2 separate regions of the Mus musculus genome follow, and region 2 is linked to region 1. A link is a loop called in an ENCODE intact Hi-C map of the cell type or tissue named here. Cell type or tissue: gastrocnemius. All regions are shown on one strand. Each heading gives the region's core, and the rest is flanking DNA. Links, peaks and the distances in the headings are about the cores only.

The links. Hi-C counts contacts between places; a loop is a spot of excess contacts. Peaks named below come from ENCODE experiments on the same cell type or tissue, not always from the same donor. Only the 100,000 strongest peaks of a DNase experiment are listed, where the experiment ranks them.
Region 2: a loop joins it to region 1, with 2.4 times the contacts of the local background. A loop is called at or near these places in 3 of 42 quality-filtered maps.

The regions. Positions count from the first base shown.
Region 1 is chr7:6,735,150-6,739,931 of GRCm38, forward strand. It overlaps Usp29 (ubiquitin specific peptidase 29), which reads left to right. Exons shown (of 8, transcript NM_001360502.1): 2 at 3,658-3,796. Among named protein-coding and RNA genes, the nearest start is that of Usp29, 7.0 kb to the left of the region's middle. In gastrocnemius, for the core only: no CTCF peak of the experiment used is centred there; no DNase peak of the experiment used is centred there.
Region 2 is chr7:6,824,775-6,829,556 of GRCm38, forward strand. All of the region lies in intron 2 of Usp29 (ubiquitin specific peptidase 29), which reads left to right. Among named protein-coding and RNA genes, the nearest start is that of Mir3099, 24 kb to the left of the region's middle. In gastrocnemius, for the core only: no CTCF peak of the experiment used is centred there; no DNase peak of the experiment used is centred there; H3K27ac peaks cover 796 bases.

The sequences.
Region 1 (4,782 bases), core at 951-3,450:
CCCCAACACCACACACACACAACACAGGACCCCGCAACACCATACACACATACACACACACAAACACCAAACAGGACCCCCCCACACAACACCAAAAAACCTACCATACATACAAACACACATACACACACAAATACAACACAGAACCCCCAACACCACACACACACACACACACACACACACACACACACAAATACAACACAGGACCCCTAACACCACACACACACACACACACACACACACACACACACACACTCAGGCTCTCAGAGTTTCTTAGCATTCCTTATTTTTCATAAACTTGGCTGTTTTGGTGTGTACAAAGAGACATGTTGCATAGAATATTTCTCAGTTTGGGTTTATATGATGTTTTTCTCATGATCTGACCTGTGCTATACATTTTTTTTGAAGGGAATATTAGCCATTGCTGTCTGCATGTTGATGTTTGAGCCGGTGAACTGACTGGCGGTTTTTGTTAACTGATTATCTTTCTATAGACTTCCCTGGAATTTTTAAAATGCTAATATCTACACTAATTATTTTGTTTTATTTTGTTTTAATCTTTTGTTAACAATTGTATCTCTGTGGTGAGACGAAATAAGTCTGATCCTAAACCTAAGAGAAAGGACAGTCATATTTGCCATCGAGTATAAATGTCTGCTGTGGACATTTTGGCAGAGCCTCTTTATTGGAGGTTATAAAAATCCTAGCTTTAAAAAAATGTTACCATTCATGAATTTAATTTTATGGCTTTTCTGTATTTGTTGAGATTTGATGATGTCCTATCTACTAAGGATGTGAATCACAGCAGTTTCTGAGATTAAAATGTGTTTACATTCCTAAGCCCTACTTAACCGTGCTTATGAGGTTCTGGTTTATCCACATGTGCAGCTGGATCCCATTTTTTGTGTCTCACTTCACACTTTTATTATTATTATATTGTCCTTGTCTGGCTTGGGTATCAAAGTTATACAAGCCTTATAAAATACTTTACAGTTTATAATCTTTTCTTTCCAATGGGAATTATATTTTTTATTGATACAGTTCTTGGGTTTTTTGCTGTTTTGGTTTTTTTTTTTTTCCCCCAGCTTTGCCAAAGACTTGATGTCTTTGTTTTTTTTGTAAAAGTGGCTTTTGATTCTACCGACCACATTCTTTCTTCTTTGTCATTTAATTTACTTTTGATTTCTTTCCTAGTTATTTGAGCTCCTTTTTCTAGCTTCTTGAGTTGCATATTTATCTCATTTATTTTTATTTTCTCTTAATTTTTAACATATGAATCCAAGGCTATAAATTCTCCTCCAAGTGCCACTTGAACCAGATCCCACATACCTCATCGTGGTTCAGATCTGCACTTTGTTTCCATTAATGGAGTAAAGGAATGTGTTTACGATTTTGAATTCTACGTTTAAAAAAAAAAGAAAGAAAAGAACTGTCTTTTGAATGTAGATTTTGAAAATCTACTGCATTGCAGTCAAATACAACTAGTCTATGCGATTTGCCATTTCCGTAAGGCGTCCTTTCTCTTAGGGTTTGATTGATTTTGAATTGTTCAAGGTGTTAGATAAGAAACAGTATTCTCTAATTGCTAGAAATTAATTTGCATTTATATTCACAAGACCAAACTTGCTAATTATGTTTATATTTCCACTGTTGTAATTTTTTGCCTGCTTCATCCATTCACTCTAAATAGTTCCAATTAGTACAAACTAATATGCTTCTGCTTTTTATCCATTGCTTCCTGTAATCTTTGCTTTAAGTATTTCAAAGTCACATTGTTAGGTGTGAACAAGTCCAGAGCCCTTTTGTTAAATGACACCAGGGAGCAGATCCTTTTACACTAGTAATTATTGACATATTTATCTAATATGCCTCTTCTTTTTCATTTTCTCCTTCCCAGCTTTTTGCTGGGTTGGCTGAATTTACCTTATTGTTTTTTATTTCCTTCTGTTTGTTTGTTCTATTCTTTTATTTATTTTCTATTAATTCTTTAAATTCTTAATTTATATATAAAAAAGACATTAAAAAATACTAAATGTATTAAAGCAAAGATTATGGCATACCTTAACAATGCATTGAATTTCTCATCTCTATCATCATTTTGTTATACCTTTTATGTTTTTGGTTTTTTTCCAGTTAGGTTTGGCTTTTTGTTTGTTTTGAGACAAGGTCTCTCTGTGTAGCCCTGGCTGTCTTATAACTTGCTATGTAGACCAAGCTAACCTTAAACTCACAGACTTCAATCTGCCCCTCTCTGCCTCCTGAGCACTAGGATTAAAACGCATGCACCACAGCACCCAGCTAGCTATACCCTTTAACCTCCAACCACCCCAAAATCCATAGTAGAAAATATTAATCATATGGTCTGATGGATTGCCAAGGCATTCATTCTTAAGTGACCCCCCTCCTTTCTTCCAGGTTCACCCTACTCCCCATTTCAACACCTTTAAAAGATATTTTAAAGTATTTTGAGTATCTGCAGAGCCAGGTAAGGGGTTTAAGGATGCTGCGTATAAGTTTTCTCTTTGTCCTGACAATATTACTCCTTTGCCATCTAATACTGGAGATGAGACCTTCCTGTCAGGCACAATGCCTCTTTCTAAGACTGCTGTTTTTTTGCCACAGCCTTTCATATAGGAATATGGTTGGGATATCAGTGACCAGTTGGGATGTGATATCTCTCTTCTATTCGGCAGAATTCTTAGCCAGCCCTCTATTTTCACCTCATTTCTATTTTTCTCCACCTCTTAGAGCATGATAATAGTTTCCCCTTTTGTTTATGAAAGCAGTTTGTTGCTTTTTACAGTTCTACTTTTTAGATTTTTTTAAATGCGTATGGGTGTTTTGCCTATCTATGCATATTTGCCTCATATGTATGAGGTATCTTAGAGAGCCTGAAACAGGGTGTTATACTCCCCCCTGGAACTGGAGTTCTGGGATCTAAACCTATGTCCTCTGCAAGAGCAACAAGCACCATTAACTTCTGGTCCATCTCTCTAGGGTCTGCTTTTAAGATTCTTGAAAGATACAGTATCCATAAAATGTTTATATATATATTATATATATATACACATATATATGTATATATACACACACATGCATACACACACACATATATTATAATATATATAAAACATTCTAGTAGAAACTTTAAAATTGAAAAAAAAATTATCCATTGTCATTAAATATCTCTATCATTAACATATTTTAAATACTATTGTAAAATTACCTCTCTCATCCCAAATTTATACTAAAGTAGACTTTTGCTCAGAGTATCAATCAACAGATTCACAGGACCACATCAATCAAAATTATTTCTGTTTAGGATGTAGAGATAGCTAAGTCAGCAGAGCACTTGTGCTGTAAGTGTGAAGACCTGAGTTCGACCCCCTGCACCAACATAATAAAGAGATGGTCGCAGGACATATTTGTAATCCTAGTGCTGGAGAGAGAGACAGAACCATCCCTGGGGCTTACTGGCCAGCAAGTTTAGCCTAATTGGTGAGCTTTGAGTTCAATGAGAGACCTTGGCTCAAAATATAAAATATAGAGATTGAAGAAGACAAGGGACAATGACTCCTAGTATTTGCCTGCATACACACGTACACATGAGCACACACAGTATTGTCTTTGTTGCTTATAACAGTTGTTGCTTCCAAGCGTACAGTGCCATTTTCCTGAGGCTATATGACCTGTGATACCATAACAGGCTGAAGGCTCAAGCAAATGAAAATTCCAGCTGTTCCCTATCAAGTCTGACACCGAAGACATTTGCCGAGATGTAAAACGATGCTACCAGGTAATCTGTCTCAAAAAGTCAGTTTTCTTTTTTAACTTAAAGTGTTTTCTTAGCTTGTGGTGGCTTTATTACTACTATTTTAAATTAGTAAACGTACACTTAAAATTGTTTGATTTCTTGCCTTTTAAGGTAGGTAAGAACCAATGGATCACAATAGCTTATATTTATGCCATGCCAATGGTTATGCTTCGGTATACACTTATCAACCTCCATATTGCCTTTTATAATGGGTATATTTATTTACATTATCTAACAAGACTTCTCTTCTCTCCACACCCATGACCATATATTGGTTTTATAACAGTCATTCTAGAAGGTACGAGGTGACATCTCATCCTGGTTTTAGCTTGCCTTTTTGCCGTGATTATTAACGCTAGCGTGCTTTAATGTACCTGATGGCATCTTCTGATAAATGTCTGTTGGAGTCCTTTGTCGTCATTGTCATTTTAAAATTCCTTGGGCGGGGAAGAGGGATGGAATATTACTCAACTGGGAAGAAACAGAAGTCACAAGTCTTGCAGAAAAATGGGTGGAATTGGAAAATAGGAAAGAAATGACTCAAACTCTGGGAAAAAGAAAGCACAGTACCTTGGTCTCCATATGTAGATCCCAGCCTATGATGTATACATGTGTATGTATATATGTGTTTGTAATGTTTATATACATATGTATATATTATATATATTAGTAAATTGATATATACACAGAGAGATATAAGTGTGAATATAGTGTAATATTTAAAAAGGAGACCAAGTAAAGGTTATAGGTGATAAGGAGGGGCAGAAGGCAGGTAAAGGACACATAATTTATAAAGATAAGTGCTTTTCTAGTTTCTAATCTGTTGTAGTTTTCTTTGTGTGTGTGAATATGTGTGTGTGCACGTGCGCATGTGTGTGTGTGTGTCGTAGCTAAGTACATAAATGCGTAAGTGACGGTGACAAACATAAAACCAAAGCAAAGTTTCAGGGCCTCGTCTCAACCTTTGT
Region 2 (4,782 bases), core at 1,554-4,053, 90 kb after region 1:
CATGAAACATGTGTCAAACAAGACATGTGTGTAGCATGCACATTTAAGTGTATTTGTGTCTGCATTATGTGTGGTTGTGCACACACACATATGCACTCATGTCTGAAAGCCAGAGGTTGACACTGAGCACTTTCTAACACTGTTTTCCACCTTATATATTGGATTTCTCACTGGAACTGATTCACGTAGGTAGTCTGGCTAGACAGCCTCCTCGAGGGACTCTCTGCATCTTAAGTGCTGGGATTACAGGCGTGCTACCATGCCCAACCATCATTTATGTGAGGCCTGGGGATCCGAACTCTGGTGCTCATGCTTACAAGGCAAATGCCTTACCCTCTGAGGCATCTTAGCCAGCCCTGTTCTCAATCTTTGTTGCAGTTCTCAGTCTGCAAGGTTCTGATTTAGTAGGTACCAAGCAGCATTTGTGACTGCATTTATTACACACCCTGAGGCTGAAACCCATGGATTCTGTTAACTTCCTAGGATCCTGTCGGTTTCATTAAGGCCCCTTGGTGACCCCCAGCAAGCCAAGATGGTGAGCCACCCAGCATCAGTCCCAGGCAAGCCAGGATGGTGGTCCACCCAGCATCAGTCCCAGGCAAGCCAGGATGGTGTTCCACCCAGCATCAGTCCCAGGCAAGCCAGGATGGTGGTCTACCCTGCCTCAGTCCCAGGCAAGCCAGGATGGTGGTCCACCCAGCATCAGTCCCAGGCAAGCCAGGATGGTGGTCTACCCCGCCTCAGTCCCAGGCAAGCCAGGATGGTGGTCTACCCCGCCTCAGTCCCAGGCAAGCCAGGATGGTGGTCTACCCTGCCTCAGTCCCAGGCAAGTCAGGATGGTGGTCCACCCAGCATCAGTCCCAGGCAAGCCAGGATGGTGAGTCCATTCTGCCTCAGTCCCAGGCAAGCCAGGATGGTGGTCTACCCCACCTCAGTCCCAGGCAAGCCAGGATGGTGGTCTACCCCGCCTCAGTCCCAGGCAAGTCAGGATGGTGGTCCACCCAGCATCAGTCCCAGGCAAGCCAGGATGGTGAGTCCATTCTGCCTCAGTCCCAGGCAAGCCAGGATGGTGGTCTACCCTGCCTCAGTCCCAGGCAAGTCAGGATGGTGAGTCCATTCTGCCTCAGTCCCAGGCAAGCCAGGATGGTGGTCTACCCTGCTTTAGTCCCAGGCAAGCCAAGTGGTGGGCCACTCTGCTGGGTGGTACTGAGGGCCTGCCCTACTCTTTAGCAGAGATTCCTGAAGGAAACTGACCTACTCTAGACAGGAGCTCAGAGCACAGTGACTGTTTACCACTCTGTTCTCAGCGTTGCTCTACTTGGCTGAACTTTCCTCCTGATGGACATCGCATTGGCTCTTTCGTGTGTAGGGACACACTCGGATTCTCTCCAGCTGGACCATTTCTGGCTATTTCCAGACATGTTGCCACACAAGCTCTGTGTCGGGTCAGGGCTTGATGAGTGTACTTGTGTGAACTTGTTTACTGTCTCAGCACTGCTTGAGGCAGAACCTCTGGAAGCTTCCTGTCTCTGCTCCTGAAAAATCACTGCCTATTAGGCATCTGAAATCATTTTTATTAGATACGTTTTCAATTTATTTATTTATTTACGCATATCTGTGAATGTACGCATGTGTGTGGTCTCAGCATGCTGTGTAAATGCCAGCGAACAATTTGCAAGAGTCAGTTTCCTTCTTCCATTAACCCGGTCAGAGGATCAGGCCATCAGACTGGGTGACAAACAAGTACCTTAATCCATTGAGCCATCTCACTGGCTTTTCTATTTCTGTCAGGCCCTGGGCCCTTCTGTAGCCACCACAGCCTAGCCTTGTCTCTTCACCTCCCAAGGAAGTAGAATGAGAATTTCTGTAATCGGGCAGTATGGGGCTGGGTGTGGTGACCCAGGCTTGGAATCCTAGCACCCAAGAGACTGAGTAGAAGGATTGCCAATAGTTTGAGCCAGTCTTGGCATGTGAAGAGTTCTAAACCAGCCAGTGCTACAAAGTGAGACCTTGTTTCAAACACAGGCTTGTGTGAACACACACACACACACACACACAGACACATACACATACATAATCAAAACTCAAACTGAAAGGGGAAAGAATATGGGAAAAATATATTGTATGAAAAGAAAAATTTTTAAATAAAAACAAAAAGTACAAAAATAATGGAAGCATGCCTATAATCTGAGCATCGGAGAGCTGAGGGCTGACCTCAGGTACACAGCGGTTTTAAGCCCACTCTGGTCAACGTAAGACTCTATTTTAGAAAACCAGAATTGAAAACTAGAAATCTCTATGGTGTAAAGCACCTTCCTAAAATCATGATAGAAAGCAGACAATATTCTGTTTATACTTAAGACATGGACACTCACACACGCATGCAGACGCACACTCACACAGAATGAAAAACGGGAAAAGAGCCAGAGAGGTGCCTCAGAGCACCAAGCCCGATGAACTAAATTTGATCCTTCAGACCCACATGGTGGAAGGAGAGACTAAATTTCCCAAAGTTTTCATTTGACCTCCATGTATGGGTGTGGACACACACACAGAAATATAAGCAGAGGGTGTCACTAGCATCTAAGGAGTATAAAAAGGATGCTGATAAACATCTTAGATTATACAGCACAGCCCTCCCCAGTGGTAAAGAACCACTTGTCTAGACCAATTGCCAATGCTGTCAAAACTGAGTCACCTGACTGATAGTGTAGCAATTCTATTCCTAGATGTGCATGCCCTGGGGGACCCCCTTGTTTCTATTGACAACTCATGAGTAACAATGCTCATAACAATACGTATACATTCAAGACCTGTGGGTTAAATATCCCCCATGTGTTTGGCACTGTCAATGTTCCTTATACCCAAAGGGATGGACGGCAGTTACTATCTATTGACAAAACAATGGATAAATCTTGGTGTTGATGGGACTACATATACAAGTAAGCCCATCATAAGTCAAAGAAACAAGGGCTACAGCTAACTCACTGGATACATCACTTAGCAACACACCATGCTGTGCAATACCAACTGCTTTCTGTAATGACTGAGGAGCTGCGGGTTGATCTCCTACCCAGCAACACAGGAGAATATGGTTGGGCATATTGCTAGCTGTTGGGAGATTTCTTTCCCTGGGGAGATACGAGCTCCATCTACTCCCTCCTGGTGAGGCCACATGTCAAGCCAAACTAAGATTCCACCAAAGTTCCTCAGGCTCACCTACAGAATGTGGGCAACCCCAAAGCAGCCACACTGGAAAGCTCCCACTCAGCCGATCAGATGATTTCCCTGTAACCACATACATAGACACCCTACCTAACTAATTTTCCCCAAGGTATATATACTCAATGAGGCTACATGTAGTTAGGGCAGAACTGCACACTAAAATCTGGCAGGAGTGGCTGGAGTGTCCTGGGAGGATCCAATGACTCTCTCAGCATCATCTTTCTCTAAGGAAAGGAGACAACAGTTCACAGGCCTATTTGTGACATCTGTTGCTGATAGAAACAGTTGATCTGACAAAGATGGCAGCTATTTTGCTCAGAGGGTAGAACCTAGGAAAGATAAAAATTAAAAGCTTGAAGCACAATTTCTACTCTGATTCCATTTTGTACCTTTGCAAAGTTGTTTTGTTTTAAATAATGTAAATAGGCTATTTATTATAAGTTGAGAGCCATGTATATATTTACAGTTGACCACAATATTGCAGACTAAAGACCAAGAATTGTAGGTGTCCATAGAAATAGTTCTCAGGCCATCAACAGACAGACTAGGGACAGACTCTGGCAGCCAACTTCTTGCTCAGCTCTTGGCACCTTTGGGTGGAATTGTCTTATTCCTTTAAGTGTGTCCATCTTTGTATTGTTGCTTTGATTTTCTGTAACAAAGCAAGCCACAAAAAAGCCTGGATTGATGCAGCTGTACCTGGGTCAAATGGTGATGCATGCTAGGTGTGGTTGCCCATGCTTGTCATCATAGCCTTCTTTGGGCTGAGGCAGGAAGATTGTGAGTTCAAGGTCAGCTTTGGATATACAGTGAGACCCTATCTAAAAGTAAAGGAGAGGTTGACAACATTTACCCATCCTGTAAAGGGGAGAAACATCTCACAGGACTCCATCTGTCGACTGGAGCTATTTCTTTGTTTATTAGTTTGTTTGTAATAATGTCTAACATAGCCCAGACTAGCCTTGAACTTCTATGTAACTGATAATGACCTTAAATTCCTATTCTCCTGCCTCCACGCCCCGTGTGATAAGATTGCACATGTGCGTAATCACATTCAGTTTATGTGATACTGTGGGATCAAACCTAGGGCCTCCTGCATGCTAGGCAAGCATTCTACCAGCTCTCTGCATCCCCACTCCTTCTTTCAACAAATCTTTATTATGCATCAAAAGTATATTTTCCTGGCATTTGAAAGACCACATTTTCCAAGCCCTCCATTCCCTCCCCTGCACCTCCTAACATCCAAAATCTCTCCAATATATCAGAGCCTGGAAAATTCTAGTCCAGAGGCTTCCTCTGTCGTCCCTCCCTTTCCCCTGGACCAGCTTCTGTCTCCATAGCAACAGCCTGAGCCTTTTCAGCTCCCTGGACCAGGTAATTGTTCTGAGAGAGAGAGAGAAAGAAAATCAGAGCAGCTACGTGGGTGTAGAGAAGGTTCCAACCTGCAACTAAAGCCCAGGCCTGTGTGAAATGTCTTAAGACTCTTCATGGACATCTTTGAATGACAGCTTTGCAAGAGATCCCCCATAGATCCTCCCTAGGACTAACTGAGTCTAA